Linked DNA regions of Homo sapiens: region 1 is linked to region 2. Evidence: chromatin loops called from intact Hi-C (ENCODE). Cell type or tissue: PC-9. All regions are shown on one strand. Each heading gives the region's core, and the rest is flanking DNA. Links, peaks and the distances in the headings are about the cores only. Region 1 overlaps ZNF462 (zinc finger protein 462). Region 2 has its middle 69 kb from the start of ZNF462.

What was found. A loop is a pair of places that touch in the nucleus more often than their neighbours do. Peaks named below come from ENCODE experiments on the same cell type or tissue, not always from the same donor. Only the 100,000 strongest peaks of a DNase experiment are listed, where the experiment ranks them.
Region 1: it touches region 2 in a loop (2.2-fold over the local background); 2 of 110 quality-filtered maps call a loop at or near these places.

What each region holds. Positions count from the first base shown.
Region 1 is chr9:106,921,079-106,929,796 of GRCh38, forward strand. ZNF462 (zinc finger protein 462) reads left to right here. Exons shown (of 13, transcript NM_021224.6): 2 at 2,276-2,525; 3 at 3,055-8,681. The coding sequence starts at 2,306. Among named protein-coding and RNA genes, the nearest start is that of ZNF462, 62 kb to the left of the region's middle. In PC-9, for the core only: no CTCF peak of the experiment used is centred there; no DNase peak of the experiment used is centred there.
Region 2 is chr9:106,789,433-106,798,150 of GRCh38, forward strand. No RefSeq gene overlaps it. Among named protein-coding and RNA genes, the nearest start is that of ZNF462, 69 kb to the right of the region's middle. In PC-9, for the core only: no CTCF peak of the experiment used is centred there; a DNase peak (open chromatin) is centred at 4,939; H3K4me3 peaks cover 531 bases; H3K27me3 peaks cover 1,075 bases.

The DNA of each region.
Region 1 (8,718 bases), core at 328-8,327, 130 kb after region 2:
GGTCATTAGACTTTGGAATCTGGCAAGCAGAGTCGGATGGTATGTCTTCTGTGTGTGGAAGGACGACTTCCAAGAAGCCAAGGCATTCTGGAGGTCCCCCCACTGCACCCCTAAATCCTGATGTAGAACAGGATCTGGCCCAGGGTCATCCTGCTCTGACCAGGGCTCTGCTGGGACTAACAAACCAGCATATCAATCATGGAATAAAAGAACCTTTGGAGATCTTGGTGAATGACATTTGAGGAGGAGAAAGGTGCTGCTTTTCAGAGAGAAATGAAAACAGTTAATTCTTTGTTGGGAAGAGAAGAGCATAGGAGGAGCCCAGCCTGCTCTTCTAGCATTCATTTCTGATTGTTAGCCTAGCAGACTCCAGGAGAAGCCATGTTGTGCACGGAGGAGAAGCTCTGAGCTAAAATGGCTGCCCCTAAAGCTCAGAGGACTAGGGCAGCTTAGTGAGTCTTAGAGCTTCAGTGACGCAGGAGCTCATATCTCTTGAAAGTGTGATAAACACATTCAGCAGAGCTGTGGCTTGTTTGGCTGAGATGAAAGGACTAAGCTTGGGGGATGGGGAGTGCACACTGGATGATCTGCTTTTTTCTGTGAAGTGTTCTAAATGCAGGAGTTGTCTGCACCATGGAAAAATTTGTTTTCAGGTCTAATGGACTGTGCGAAAGGAGAAGTGGGGTGGGGCCTCAGTGACTGCTGTAATTTGATCCAGAGCTGATAGCAACCTCTTCCACACAATTTGGGTTGGTGCTTAGACATAAAAGCTTGTGTATCTGGAATATTGAGACTTAGCTGAAAAGAGTCTGGTGCACAGTTCAATGTTTATTGAAAAAGGATAAATTGCTGGGTGAAAGAAGAGGAGGTAAATATCTGCGGCTCACTCTGCAAGCTCAGTCTGTCCAGAACTGGACTTGCCAGAAGTTATTTTAGCAGGCGATCAGGAGGAGCATTCTTTGATAGAAAATCCTTGTGTGATGGCTCCTTTCACTACATTGATGTATTATTACTGGACTTTTTTGTTCCTGCAGAAATAATTTATCTTTTACAGTAAAAGTATAGAGTATTACATCATAAAATACATTGGCTACGGTGTTAGTTCTTGGACATCTGGTTCTAGATTACAGTGACTCAGTAGAGTTTGTGATGATCTTACTGAAGTAACTTACTCATTAGATAATAACAGGGTATCTCAACTTAGGATATACATTAAGATAGGAAGGACTCCACCTTTCTAATACATTTTTGACTTCTTGATGGTGGGACTCTCCTTTGAGTTAGTGTGTAGCTTTCTGTATATTTCAGTCACAAAGTAAATAGCAGAATGAAGGTAGCTGGGCAAGTTTTGATTTATTCCACGGTAGGTTCACAGCTTTTTGCATCCAGGTATGTGCTTCATGTTTGTAAAGGAAAGAAGTGGAAAAAGGTAAAGTCATGACTTAGAAGCCCTTCTTCAAAAATGCAAGTTTCTGTTGTCTTCATGCAAATTGAGGTGCCAAGGTGCAACTTTAAACAGAAACTGGATTGTCATCCAAAGTTGGTTGTTTGAAAATCTCATGAGGAATATTTTATGACCTAATTAGATTGAAGAAGCTGTTAGGTTATAATTGGTAGGTAGTAAAACAGCAAATAGTCATTTAGCTCATGGAAAAAAAAACCCACAACTAAACTATTTGGAGAAGGGAGGAAAGAGAGGTGCACCCCAATATCAGCAAAGTTATTAAAGTAAGAAAAGCTACAATAAAAATGCTCTACCTCCACCCCCAAGATTTAAATACTATTTCACTAATTGGTGATAAAACACCAAGGTCATAATACTAAATAAACAGCTAATGAAGGTTGAAATTTTCCCTTTCTTCTGTGTGGACATCCTCTTTACTTTTGAGATGGTTCCAATTTAAAAAGAAAATGAGTCCAAGGCAGAACCAAAGCCAACATTAAGTTACCAAGAAATTTGGATTCAGTGGAGAAGCTCAGAAACTTCTAAAACTTTTGAAGTATTAAGCGTTTCCTTGACAAATGGCATTGGAAGACATATCATGCTAGAAAATGTTTATCTGGTATTTTTCCTTCTTTGAAGTTATGAGGTCAAGGACATCATCTCCATTATGTCTGATTGCCTCTCTTTAGCCAATGTTCCAACTGGCAAAGTCCAATAAGAGAAATCTACTGATACTGGAATTTTTTCCCATTAATGGATATATAGCCCCATCAGCTCGAGGTATGTGATTAGTGCATTCCTTAAGATGTTTTGTTCTGACTTCTGCCACAGGTTCCTAATGTGAGAGGCTAGACCCAGATCATGGAGGTGCTTCAGTGTGATGGCTGTGATTTCCGAGCCCCGTCTTATGAAGATCTCAAGGCACACATTCAGGATGTCCACACGGCATTTCTGCAGCCAACTGATGTTGCTGAGGACAATGTGAATGAGCTACGATGTGGGTCCGTGAATGCCAGTAATCAGACAGAGGTGGAGTTTTCTTCTATAAAGGATGAATTTGCCATTGCAGAAGATTTATCAGGTAAATCTATACTAAACTTGGCACGGCCGATGTATTTTAATTGCTCTTGTTTCCTTTTAGCCTGTAGCCATGGTTCTTAATATACGTGGCTTTTGCAGAGTTTCTTGTGCTTTGCTAGCCATTTTTGTGGTTTGGGCATCATGTATCTCTCCTTGAGTACCTTAGGTTTTATCCTTTCGAAAGCTTCCTCATATATCCTACCTTTCAATTTGGAGAACAAGATAGTTGCTTGGAAAGTTCTAGAAAAAGTAGTACAATTTATGCAACTTGTATTTTTATAGCTGTGTGGCTCATTTATGGAGATGAGGAGAATACCTAAAGCTATACACTGCATCTTTATCCATGAGAAGGTGCAGTACGTATATCTTCATTGATGCTTTGTGAATACTCTTCAAGGCCTCATCTTGAGACTTCAGGCCTTTTGCATGTGATGTTTAGTAATGAAGAATAATTGGAATGGTACTGATTTGCATGATTGGATATTTTAATTATCTTTTGCTTTGTCACTTTCCTTATGCTTTTTCTTTAGGTCAAAATGCAACTTCATTGGGGACCGGAGGTTACTATGGCCACAGTCCAGGATATTATGGTCAGCATATTGCCGCTAATCCCAAACCAACAAACAAGTTTTTTCAATGCAAGTTCTGTGTACGCTACTTCAGGTCAAAAAACCTCCTCATAGAACACACTAGAAAGGTCCATGGAGCTCAAGCTGAAGGGAGTTCATCAGGACCCCCTGTCCCGGGATCCTTAAATTATAATATCATGATGCACGAGGGATTTGGAAAGGTCTTCTCTTGCCAGTTTTGCACATACAAGTCACCAAGAAGGGCAAGAATAATTAAGCATCAGAAGATGTATCACAAAAACAATTTGAAGGAGACCACTGCTCCCCCACCTGCTCCTGCTCCAATGCCAGACCCTGTGGTTCCGCCCGTATCACTGCAGGACCCCTGCAAGGAACTGCCAGCAGAGGTTGTGGAGCGCAGCATCTTAGAGTCTATGGTCAAGCCTTTGACCAAATCTCGAGGCAACTTTTGTTGTGAGTGGTGCAGCTACCAGACCCCCCGCCGAGAACGCTGGTGTGACCACATGATGAAGAAACACCGCAGTATGGTCAAGATCCTTTCCAGTCTCAGACAGCAACAAGAAGGAACTAATCTACCTGATGTGCCGAACAAGAGTGCCCCCAGCCCCACTTCCAACTCCACCTATCTGACCATGAATGCTGCAAGCCGGGAGATACCCAATACTACCGTCTCCAACTTCAGGGGCTCCATGGGCAACTCCATCATGAGACCCAATTCTTCAGCTTCCAAGTTTTCGCCCATGTCTTACCCTCAGATGAAGCCGAAGTCACCTCACAATTCTGGTCTAGTTAACTTGACAGAGAGATCCCGTTATGGAATGACTGACATGACCAATTCTTCTGCTGACCTGGAAACTAACAGCATGCTAAATGACTCTAGTTCTGATGAAGAGTTAAATGAAATAGACAGTGAGAATGGTTTAAGTGCTATGGATCACCAGACATCAGGCCTGTCTGCAGAGCAGCTGATGGGCTCAGATGGCAACAAATTATTGGAGACCAAGGGGATTCCATTTAGAAGATTCATGAATAGGTTCCAGTGCCCCTTTTGTCCTTTCCTCACCATGCATCGACGTAGCATCTCTCGTCACATAGAAAACATCCACTTATCTGGAAAGACAGCTGTCTACAAATGTGACGAATGTCCGTTTACTTGCAAGAGCTCGTTGAAACTTGGGGCTCACAAACAGTGTCACACGGGTACAACGTCAGATTGGGATGCTGTGAATTCCCAGAGTGAAAGCATTTCTTCCTCACTGAATGAAGGTGTGGTGTCTTATGAGAGCTCAAGCATCAATGGTAGAAAGTCAGGAGTCATGTTGGATCCCTTGCAGCAGCAACAGCCACCGCAGCCACCACCACCGCCGCCGCCACCACCACCATCACAGCCACAGCCACTGCAGCAGCCACAGCCACCACAGCTGCAGCCACCACATCAGGTGCCACCCCAGCCACAAACACAGCCACCACCAACGCAGCAGCCACAGCCACCCACACAAGCCGCACCTCTGCACCCATACAAATGCACCATGTGTAATTACTCCACCACAACTCTGAAAGGGCTAAGAGTCCATCAGCAGCATAAACATTCATTCTGTGACAACTTGCCAAAATTCGAGGGGCAGCCCTCAAGCCTACCATTGGAAAATGAGACAGACAGCCACCCCTCTTCCAGCAACACTGTGAAGAAAAGTCAGACCTCAATTCTTGGGTTGTCCTCCAAGAACAATTTTGTAGCTAAAGCCTCTAGGAAGCTCGCCAATGACTTTCCTCTAGATTTGTCACCCGTGAAGAAGAGAACCAGGATTGACGAGATAGCAAGCAACCTTCAGAGCAAAATTAACCAAACCAAACAGCAGGAAGATGCAGTGATCAATGTTGAGGATGATGAAGAGGAAGAGGAAGACAACGAAGTCGAGATAGAGGTTGAGTTGGACAGGGAGGAAGAACCGACAGAACCCATCATAGAGGTTCCCACTTCCTTTTCTGCCCAACAGATATGGGTAAGAGATACCAGTGAGCCCCAGAAAGAGCCCAACTTCAGAAACATCACCCACGATTACAATGCCACCAATGGGGCTGAGATTGAGCTCACCCTTTCTGAAGATGAAGAGGATTATTATGGCTCCTCAACAAACTTGAAAGATCACCAAGTTTCCAATACTGCTCTGCTGAATACCCAAACTCCCATCTATGGGACTGAGCACAATAGTGAAAACACAGACTTTGGTGACTCTGGAAGGCTTTACTATTGTAAACACTGTGACTTTAACAACAAATCTGCCCGGAGTGTTAGCACCCACTACCAACGAATGCACCCATACATTAAATTCAGCTTTAGGTACATCTTGGACCCCAATGATCACAGTGCAGTGTACAGGTGCCTGGAATGCTACATCGATTACACCAACTTCGAAGATCTCCAGCAGCATTATGGCGAGCACCACCCAGAAGCCATGAATGTACTCAACTTTGATCACTCGGACCTGATCTACCGGTGTCGGTTTTGTTCATACACGAGCCCGAATGTTAGAAGCCTGATGCCACATTACCAAAGAATGCATCCCACGGTGAAGATCAACAACGCGATGATATTTTCAAGCTATGTCGTGGAGCAGCAGGAAGGGCTGAATACAGAATCCCAGACCCTGAGGGAGATTCTGAATTCGGCTCCCAAGAACATGGCGACTTCCACACCTGTGGCTCGTGGTGGTGGTTTGCCAGCTACGTTCAACAAAAACACTCCTAAGACCTTTACTCCTGAATGTGAAAATCAGAAGGACCCTTTGGTCAACACTGTTGTTGTTTATGATTGTGATGTTTGTTCGTTTGCAAGCCCCAACATGCATTCTGTCTTGGTTCATTATCAGAAGAAACACCCCGAAGAAAAGGCTTCCTACTTTAGGATCCAGAAAACTATGCGAATGGTGTCTGTGGACAGGGGCTCTGCCCTTTCTCAATTATCATTTGAGGTGGGTGCTCCAATGTCTCCCAAAATGTCCAACATGGGTTCCCCACCCCCCCCACAACCCCCGCCACCAGACCTCAGTACTGAGCTTTACTACTGCAAACACTGTTCCTACAGCAATCGGTCAGTTGTGGGAGTGCTTGTCCACTACCAGAAAAGACACCCAGAAATAAAGGTTACTGCCAAATATATCAGACAGGCTCCTCCCACAGCTGCAATGATGAGAGGGGTCGAAGGGCCCCAAGGCTCCCCCCGGCCACCCGCCCCCATACAACAGCTGAACCGAAGCAGCTCTGAGAGAGATGGCCCTCCTGTGGAGAATGAGATGTTCTTTTGCCAGCACTGTGATTATGGGAACCGGACGGTCAAAGGGGTACTCATTCATTATCAGAAGAAGCACCGAGACTTCAAGGCCAATGCAGATGTGATCCGGCAGCATACGGCCACCATTCGAAGCCTCTGCGACCGAAATCAGAAGAAGCCTGCCAGCTGCGTGCTTGTCTCCCCCTCTAATCTGGAGCGGGACAAAACGAAACTCCGAGCACTCAAATGTAGGCAGTGCTCATATACCTCCCCCTACTTCTATGCACTGAGGAAGCATATCAAGAAAGACCACCCCGCCCTGAAAGCCACAGTCACGTCCATCATGCGATGGGCATTTCTAGATGGCTTGATAGAAGCTGGCTACCACTGCGAGTGGTGCATCTACTCCCATACGGAGCCCAACGGTTTGCTCCTGCATTACCAACGGAGGCATCCAGAACACTATGTTGATTACACCTACATGGCTACTAAACTGTGGGCTGGGCCAGACCCATCCCCTCCCTCTCTCACAATGCCAGCCGAAGCCAAAACCTACAGATGCAGGGACTGTGTTTTCGAAGCTGTTTCCATCTGGGACATCACTAATCACTACCAAGCATTCCACCCCTGGGCCATGAATGGTGATGAGTCAGTGCTACTGGACATCATCAAGGAGAAAGATGCTGTGGAGAAGCCCATTCTTTCATCCGAAGAGTTGGCAGGCCCTGTGAATTGTGAAAACAGTATACCCACCCCTTTCCCGGAGCAGGAAGCTGAATGTCCAGAGGATGCAAGACTGTCCCCTGAGAAAAGCCTGCAGCTAGCTTCAGCCAACCCCGCCATATCCTCCACCCCATACCAGTGCACGGTATGCCAATCTGAGTATAACAACTTGCACGGCCTTCTCACTCATTATGGGAAGAAGCACCCTGGCATGAAAGTGAAGGCTGCTGACTTTGCCCAGGACATTGACATCAACCCAGGTGCCGTCTACAAATGCAGGCATTGCCCATACATCAACACCCGCATCCACGGCGTACTGACCCACTACCAGAAGCGACACCCGTCCATCAAGGTGACCGCTGAGGACTTTGTGCACGACGTAGAGCAGTCTGCTGACATATCCCAGAATGACGTGGAGGAGACGAGCAGGATCTTCAAGCAAGGGTATGGCGCCTACCGGTGCAAACTGTGTCCGTACACACACGGCACTTTGGAGAAACTAAAAATCCACTACGAGAAGTATCACAATCAGCCTGAATTTGATGTCTTTTCCCAGTCGCCCCCGAAGCTGCCAGTCCCCCTCGAGCCCGAGATGACCACTGAAGTGAGCCCTTCCCAAGTCTCCATCACTGAGGAGGAGGTGGGAGAGGAGCCCGTGTCCACTTCTCACTTCTCTACCTCCCACCTGGTCTCCCACACTGTGTTCCGGTGCCAGCTCTGCAAGTACTTCTGCTCCACGAGGAAGGGGATCGCCAGGCACTACCGCATCAAGCACAATAATGTCCGAGCCCAGCCAGAAGGCAAGAACAACCTCTTCAAGTGTGCCCTGTGTGCCTACACCAACCCCATCCGCAAAGGTCTGGCAGCCCACTACCAGAAGCGCCACGACATTGATGCGTATTACACTCACTGCTTGGCAGCCTCCAGGACCATCAGCGACAAGCCCAACAAAGTGATCATCCCATCCCCGCCCAAGGACGACTCCCCTCAGCTGAGCGAGGAACTCCGGCGGGCAGTGGAGAAGAAAAAGTGCTCCTTGTGCTCTTTCCAGTCGTTCAGCAAGAAGGGCATCGTGTCCCATTACATGAAACGCCACCCAGGGGTGTTCCCAAAGAAGCAGCACGCCAGCAAGTTGGGGGGCTACTTCACGGCCGTCTATGCAGATGAGCATGAGAAGCCCACACTGATGGAAGAAGAGGAGAGAGGCAACTTTGAGAAAGCCGAGGTGGAGGGTGAAGCTCAGGAAATCGAGTGGCTCCCATTCCGCTGCATCAAATGCTTCAAGCTGTCCTTTAGCACTGCAGAGCTGCTGTGCATGCATTACACTGACCACCACAGTCGGGACCTAAAGAGGGACTTCATCATTCTGGGCAACGGCCCCCGCTTGCAGAACTCCACCTACCAGTGTAAGCACTGTGATAGCAAACTGCAAAGCACAGCCGAGCTGACCTCACACTTGAACATTCACAATGAGGAATTCCAGAAGCGTGCCAAACGTCAGGAGAGGAGGAAACAGCTTTTGAGCAAGCAGAAATATGCAGATGGTGCTTTTGCAGATTTCAAACAAGAGAGGGTAAGGATATGTTTTGATTTCCCTTCCCCCAGGAGGC
Region 2 (8,718 bases), core at 359-8,358:
CCTTCACTATGGGCAAGCTTCCACCTTCCATTCCTCCGTCTTCTCCCTTAGCCTGTGTTCTTAAGAACTTAAAACCTCTTCAACTCTCACCTGACGTAAAATCTAAGCATCTTATTTTCTTCTGCAATGCCGCTTAACCCCAATACAAACTCGACAGTAGTTCCAAATAGCGGGAAACCGGCACTTTCAATTTTTCCATCCTACACGATCTAAATAATTCTTGTAAAATAGGCAAACGGTCTGAGGTGCCTGACGTCCAGGCATTCTTTTACACATCAGTCCCTCCCTAGTCTGCTCCCAATGCAACTCGTCCCAAATCTTCCTTCTTTCCCTCCCACCTGTCCCCTCAGTCCCAACCCCAAGCGTCCCTGAGTCTTTCTAATCTTCCTTTTCTACAGACCCATCTGACCTCTCCCCTCCTTGCTAGGCTGAGCTAGGTCCCAATTCTTCCTTGGCCTCCGCTCCTCCACCCTATAATCCTTTTATCACCTCCCCTTCTCACACCAGGTCCAGCTTACAGTTTCGTTCTGTGACTAGCCCTCCCCAACCTGCCCAGCAATTTACTCTTAAAAAGGTGGCTGGAGCTAAAGGCATAGTCAAAGTTAATACTCCTTTTTCTTTATCCCAAATCAGATAGCGTTTAGGCTCTTTTTCATCAAGTATAAAAATCCAGCCCAGTTCATGGCTCATTTGGCAGCAACCCTAAAACGCTTTACAGTCCTAGACCCTAAAAGGTCAAAAGGCCGTCTTACTCTCAGTATATATTTTGTTACCCAATCTGCTCCCAACATTAAATAAAACTCCAAAAATTAAATTCCGGCCCTCAGACCCCACAACAGGACTTAATTAACCTCGCCTTCAAGGTGTACAATAATAAAGTAGAGGCAGCCAAATAGCAACATATTTCTGAGTTGCAATTCCTTGCCTCCACTGTGAGACAAACCCCAGCCACATTTCCAGCACACAAAAACTTCCAAACGCCTAAACCGCAGTGGCCAGGCGTTCCTCCAGAACCACCTCCCCCAGGAGCTTGCTACAAGTGCCAGAAATCTAGCCACTAGGCCAAGGAATGCCGGCAGCCCAGGATTCCTCCTAAGCCGTGTCCCATCTGTGCAGGACCCCACTAGAAATCGGACTGTTCAACTCACCTGGTAGCCACTCCTGGAGCTCCTAGAACTCTGGCCCAAGGCTCTCTGACTGACTCCTTCTCAGATCTTCTCAGCTTAGCGGCTGAAGACTGACGCTGCCCGATCGCCTCAGAAGCCCCGTAGACCATCACGGACGCCGAGCTTTAAGCAACTCTCACAGTGGAAGGTAAGTCCGTCCCCTTCTTAATCAATACGGAGGCTACCCACTCCACATTACCTTCTTTTCAAAGGCCTGATTCCCTGCCTCCATAACTGTTGTGGGTATTGACGGCCAGGCTTCTAAACCTCTTAAAACTCCCCAACTCTGTTGCCAACTTAGGCAATACTTTTTTAAGCACTCCTTTTTAGTTGTCCCCACCTGCCCAGTTCCCTTATTAGGCCAAGACACTTTAACTAAATTATCTGCTTCCCTGACTATTCCTGAACTACAGCCGCATCTCATTGCCGCCCTTCTCCCCAACCCAAAGCCTCCTTTGCGTCTTCCTCTCGTATCCCGCCACCTTAACCCACAAGTATAGGACATCTCTACTCCTTCCCTGGCAACCGATCACATGCCCATTACCATCCCATTAAAACCTAATCACTCTTACCCGGCTTAACGCCAATATCCCATCCCACAGCACACTTTAAAAGAATTAAAGCCTGTTATCACTCGCCTGCTACAGCGTGGACTTCTAAAACCTATAAACTCTCCTTACAATTCTCCCATTTTACCTGTCCAAAATCCGGACAAGTCTTACAGATTGGTTCAAGATCTGCACCTTATCAACCAAATTGTTTTGCCTATCCACCCTGTGGTGCCCAACCCGTACACTCTTTTGTCCTCAATACCTTCCTCCACAACTCACTATTCCATTCTTGATCTTAAAGATGCTTTTTTCACTATTCCCCTGCACCCCTTGTCCCAGCCTCTCTTTGCTTTCACCTGGACTGACCCTGACACCCAACAGTCCCAGCAGCTTACCTAGGCTGTGCTGCCGCGAAGTTTCAAGGACAGCCCTCATTACTTCAGCCAAGCTCTTTCTCATGATTTACTTTCTTTCCATCCCTCCGCTTCTCACCTTATTCAATATATTGATGACCTTTTTCTTTGTAGCCCCTCCTTTGAATCTTCTCAACAAGACACACTTCTGCTCCTTCAGCATTTATTCTCTGAAGGATATCAAGTATCCCCCTCCAAAGCTCAAATTTCTTCTCCATCCGTTACCTACCTCGGCGTAATTCTCATAAAAACACACGTGCTCTCCCTGCTGATCATGTCTGACTGATCTCTCAAACCCCAACACCTGCTACATCCTAGGCATAGTTAGATACTTTCGCCTTTAAATGCCTAGATTTGCCATCCTAACAAAATCATTATATAAACTCACAAAAAGAAACCTAGCTGACTCCATAGATCCTAAGTCTTTCCCTACTCCTCTTTCTGTTCCTTGAAGACAGCTTTAAAGACTGCCCCAACCCTAGCTCTCCCTGACTTATCCCAACCCTTTTCATTACACACAGCCGAAGTGCAAGGCTGTGCAGTCAGAATTCTTACACAAGGACCAGGATCGCGTCCTGTAGCCTTTTTGTCCAAACAACTTGACATTACTGTTTTAAGCTGGCCATCATGTCTCCGTGCAGTGGCTGCTGCCACCCTAATACTTTTAGAGTCCCTTAAAATCACAAACTATGCTCAACTCACTCTCTACGGCTCTCATCATTTCCAAAATCTATTTTGTTCCTCACACCTGACGCATATACTTTCTGCTCCCCAGCTCCTTCAGCTGTACTCACTCTTTGTTAAGTCTCCTACAATTACCACTGTTCTTGGCCCAGACTTCAATCCGGCCTCCCACATTATTCCTGATACCACACCTGACCCTCATGACTGCATCTCTCTGATCCACCTGACGTTCACCCCATTTCCCCACATTTCCTTCTTCCCTGTTTCTCACCCTGATGACACTTAGTTTATTGATGGCAGTTCCACCAGGCCTAATCGCCACACACCAGCAAAGGCAGGCTATGCTATAGTACAAGCCACTAGCCTGCCTCTTAGAACCTCTCATTTCCTTTCCATCATGGAAATCTATCCTCAAGGAAATAACTTCTCAGTGTTCCATCTGCTATTCTATTACTCCTCAGGGATTATTCAGGCCCCCTCCCTTCCCTACACATCAAGCTCAGAGATTTGCCCCCACCCAGGACTGGCAAATTAGCTTTACTTAACATGCCCTGAGTCAGGAAACTAAAATACCTCTTGGTCTAGGTAGACACTTTCACTGGATAAGTAGAGGCCTTTCCCACAGGATCTAAGAAGGCCACCACGGTCATTTCTTCCCTTCTGTCAGACATAATTCCTCGGTTTGGCCTTCCCACCTCTATACAGTCCGATAGCAGACCGGCCTTTGTTAGTCAAATCAGCCAAGCATTTTTTCAGGCTCTTAGTATTCAGTGAAACCTTTATATCCCTTACAGTCCTCAGTCTCCAGAAAAGTCTTCAAACTAATAGTCTTTTAAAAACACACCTCACCAAGCTCAGCCACCAACTTAAAAAGGACTGGACAGTACTTTTACCACTTTCCCTTCTCAGAAATTCAGGCCTGTCCTCAGAATGCTACAAGGTACAGCCATTTTAAGCTCCTGTATAGATGCTCCTTTTTATTAAGCCCCAGTCTCATTCCAGACACCAGACCAACTTAGATTGTGCCCCAAAAAACTTGTCATCCCTACTGTCTTCTGTCTAGTCATACTCCTATTCACCATTCTCAACTACTCATACATGCTCTGCTCTTGTTTACACTGCCAGTTTACACTGTTTCTCCAAGCCATCACAGCAGATATCTCCTGGTGCTATCCCCAAACCGCCACTTTTAACTCTTAAAGTAAATAAATAATCTTTGCTGGCAAGGCTATGCTGAACCTTCTTAGGCACTCTCTAATTGGATGTCCTAGGTCCTCCCAATTCTTGGTCCTTTAATACCTTTGTTTCTCCTTCTCTTATTCCGTTTAGTTTTTCAATTCATACAAAACTGTATCCAGGCCATCACCAATAATTCTAAATGACAAATGTTTCTTCTAACAACCCCATAATATCACCCCTTACCACAAAATCTTCCTTCAGCTTCATCTCTCCCACTCTAAGTTCCCACGCCGCCCCTAATCCCGCTCGAAGCAGCCCTGAGAAACATCGCCCATTATCTCTCCATACCACCCCTCAAAAATTTTCACTGTCCCAATACTTTACCACTATTTCGTTTTATTTTTCTTATTAATATAAGAAGACAGTCAGGAGTTCGAGACCAGCCTGATCAACATGGTGAAACCCCGTCTCTACTAAAAATGCAAAAAATTAGCCGGGCATGGTGGTGGGCACCTATAATCCCAGTTACTTGGGAGGCTGAGGCAGGAGAATCGCTTGAACCCGGGAGGCGGAGGTTGCAGTGAGCCACGATGATCCCGCCACTGCACTCCAGCCTGGGCAACAGTGCCGAGACTCCGTCTCAGGAAAAAAAAAAAAACAACACTGATTGAGACGATCCATGTAAAGTACTTAGTATAGTGCCTGAAGCAAAATAAATGGCCAATGAATGCAACTGTTATCAATCATTGTGCTAAGTTTTTAAAGATGACTAGGATTCCTGGGCAGGGGGGATCGGGGGCGGGGGGCCAAGAAAAAGTAGAGAAGGGGATTCTAAGGAGGCAAAAACACTTATGAAAACAAACCAGAATTAAGAAAGCTGGTGAAGAGTATGTGTTTGAAGGGAGGGGCAAGTAATGAGATTGGAAAGATAAGCTGGGTCCTGATTGTGAAAGGGCTTGTAAACCACATGAACAAGTTTGAACTTTATCCCTCAGGCAAAGAGTAAACAATGGAAGTCTTTTTTTTTTTTTTTTTTTTTTGAGACGGAGTCTTGCTCAGTCTCCCAGGCTGGAGTGCAGTGGCGCTATCTCGGCTCACTGCAAGCTCCGCCTCCCGGGTTCAGGCCTTTCTCCTGCCTCAGCCTCCCAAGTAGCTGGGACTACTGGCGCCTGCCACTACGGCTGGCTAATTTTTTTATATTTTTAGTAGAGATGGGGTTTCACCGTGTTAGCCAGGATTGTCTTGATCTCCTGACCTCGTGATCCGCTCGCTTCGGCCTCCCAAAATGCTGGGGCCACGGCACCCGGCCGACAATGGAAGTCTTTAAGCAGAGAAGTAACCTTATGACATTTTTTTAGGAAGAAAATCCTGGCAGAAGAGTGTATGAAAAATTGGAAAGATGCAAATCCAGAGGCAGGGATATCCGTGGGAAATGTTTGCAATAATCTTGGCAAGAAAAATCTAAGGTAGTGATAATGAGTGAGAAATGAAGTGGAAGAATTGGACTTGAGGAATATTCTAAGGTAGGATGAGCAGATCGTAATGATTGATAGAATGCAAGGAACAAGAGAGAAGGAAGAGTCTGTAACCTATAATGACTCAAGCTAGAATAAAGACAAGAGAAGCAGAGGCAGCATAGATTTTGTTGTTCAGATGAGCAGTATGTGTATGCAAGACATGCTAGTAGGACTGTTATACAGGTAGTTGGAAACTGGGTCTAGAGTTCATTGCAAAGCTCCGAGCTAGAGATATAAATTTGGAAGTCATCAGAGAATAGCGAGCAGTGAAAACTCCGGGATTGATTCCAAAAAGAGGAGTTGAACAAGCTTTCTTCTTGGTCTGTTGCATTACTTTCCCTGCTATTCACTCTTCTGAAATGAAGTGCAATCCATGTCACATGGTCTCCAAAAATAATGTCTTCAAGCCGTCCTAGAGCTATTCACCTTTCACATTTTTATTCCACAAAATGCAGCCATGGTTAAGTCACCTCATTGTCTCATGTAGAAGAAGCATCCTTTGGCATTGAATTCATCAACAAAAAAACTGCTCCTTGGATTTTTGGGACTGTTTTCTTGACAGAAACCAGCCTCTTACCATAAACAATTTATGCCTCAACTTTGTTCAGCCTCAAAATGTTGGAGGACTAAACTGACCATTTTTTACAATGCATACTCATTTTCAGGAAGTAGCTGCATACAAATTTACCAAGAAACCCATAATTTTATGACAAATCAGTGTTTCAAAGGCCCTTCCACCTTTTACATTTTTTCTTCCTCTCAAGTCTTAGCAGGCAGATTCTTCTCTACAAATAAGGCTAAGCCCTTTATCGTGTCCCAGGTCCATAATGAATTGCATGACTCTTCTAGAATAAGAAATTTTGATCACAGAATATGTCTCTAAAGGGCTAAGGATGATCTTAAGGGTTTATGAAGCAGATATCTACCAGGAGAGAGAGAATATTTTTTTCCACCAGAATCCTAGTTTGGGCTGGGTAGGAGGAGGCCCCAGGCCAGTTATTTGAAGCAAATGAATGACCAAACATTGTCATTTTGGGCAATAGTTCACCATTTGCTTTGGATGAATGTAAAGAATTATGGGCAGGGCCATTATTAGACAGCCATAATATCTCATCATTCTCAAGCTTAATGTTGGACAAAAAAGAAGTTGCAGACTAAGGATGCCTTTGAGTTGACTGATGGATATAATTAACCAGAATGGCTTGGTAGTTTCCTCATTGCTCCATATACCATGTCTTCTTAACAATAGGAGCCAGTTATAACAAATCATCAATGAAAGAGCACAGAATTGAAATTTAGAAACATTAGGTTCACATCCCAGCTTCAATCTTGAGCAAATTAATTAAACTTTTAGGGGCTTATTATCCCTATTTGTAAAACATTGAAAATAGTACCACTTTACAGGGTTTTGTTTAAGCATCAGTGGGATAATATATGTGAAAACCTTTATCATAGCACCAAGTAAATAAAGACTTGCCCCCAAACATCAGTACTGGATCAGAAAAACAGCTTGGGCTCCAAATAAGATCATGGTCTGCTTATGCCAGATGTTGAGTCTTTGTTCTAATGATATAGTAGAATGAGTCTTAGCTCTAATGAAAGAGTCTTTGCTCTGTTGAACTTAGAGATCCTGAGTCATATTAGTTGGAGACCAGACCTGACCCATCTTTATATTAACCATCAGCAAATGCATTCTTATTTGAGTGACTAGAAAATTTAGGACTTTTAAGAAGTCGTTGCTTTTCTGTTTGTGATTTTTTTTTAGGTGCTCAACAAGAGAACCTACCTTTACCTCAATGTAAAAAAGCCATAAAAATCTGACAACACAACTGCTTAAATTAAAAAAATATATATATGCAGAACTTCAGACAGAAAAGGTAGAGTATCCCTCAGATTTAGTAAAGTTTTGGGTAGGGAACTAGCTGATTTTAAGACACTAGACTAGAGCTGCCTTGATATTATAACATAGTATGCATGACTAATATCTGGCATAGTTTTCAAACATAAATCTATTCCCCATAAACTTTGACTATGTGTGGCTCCCTCTCCAGTGTAAAATTTTGTCTGAGGAAAATTCCAAAGAGTTTCACTGAATACAAAAAACTGAAGAGAGCAAACTTAACAAATAAGACATTTTGGAAAAGGTCAAAGGATATTTAAGAGAGCTTGCCAAGATAAACAGCATAGGTTCAAAGAAAAAAAAAACTTATAATAAATTAATATTTTAGAATCCAATATATGTCACTCTCCTTGTATATTAGAATGAAATAGACATCCATTTAACAAGTACTCACCAAGGAGAAATTGATTTTGGGGGCCCACTGGACATTCACACCACAGTTTGCTACTGATACAATGAAAGGTTAATGTACCCAGTCACACAGAGCCAGTGAAGGAGGCTTGAGGTTGCACCTCATTCATGACCAAATCATCTTCAGGCAACCAAGAGACTTCCTGGAAACTTCTGTGAGAAGCTGTGGACTTTGCCATCCTGGGCCATTTATCCAGGCATGATGTTTAATTAGTGCACACAAAGTCGACGTGAAGGCTTGGCAACTCATCCTCTCACCCCTGTTGGGTTCATTGCCTCATTAGAAAAGCCCTGGATGACTAACCAGCCAGACAAAACTAACAAGCACATTTTCCACTGTCCACAGTAGCAGTAGCTAACATTTTTATAAAGATATAAGGTTTACAAAGTGATTTTATGTATGCAATACTCTCTGTTGCAGAGTAGCAGACAAAGCACCAGACCTTGGATTTCAAAGACCCGAGTCTATATCTCAATCGTCTCAATCCTGCCATTATGTGACGCTGGAAAGAGTGCTAATGCTGCCTGCCTCACAGGGAGTTGTTGGGATTATCTGAGATAGTACATGTAAACATAACTACCCCTTTGCAGGTGCTCAGTGATGATTGTCGTGACCCAATCTACTGCCTTCCCACTTCTCCAACCATTTAATTTGAAGAGTGAAATTGCCTAAATTGTCTGCTCTACATCTGAAGATATGGTGGCCCCAGAGTGACCCCCTATGTAGATCAGATGGTCAATGACAATAGAGGTTAACTGAGAAGATCATAATAGGAGATTCAGACAGGAAAGCTGGAATAGAAGACAACGTCAGCTAGGTTGACCCATCTTCAGATAAAATCTTATTGCCAATCCAGACTTCCTAGAAATTATTTTCTAGCTAAGCATGATTCTTGT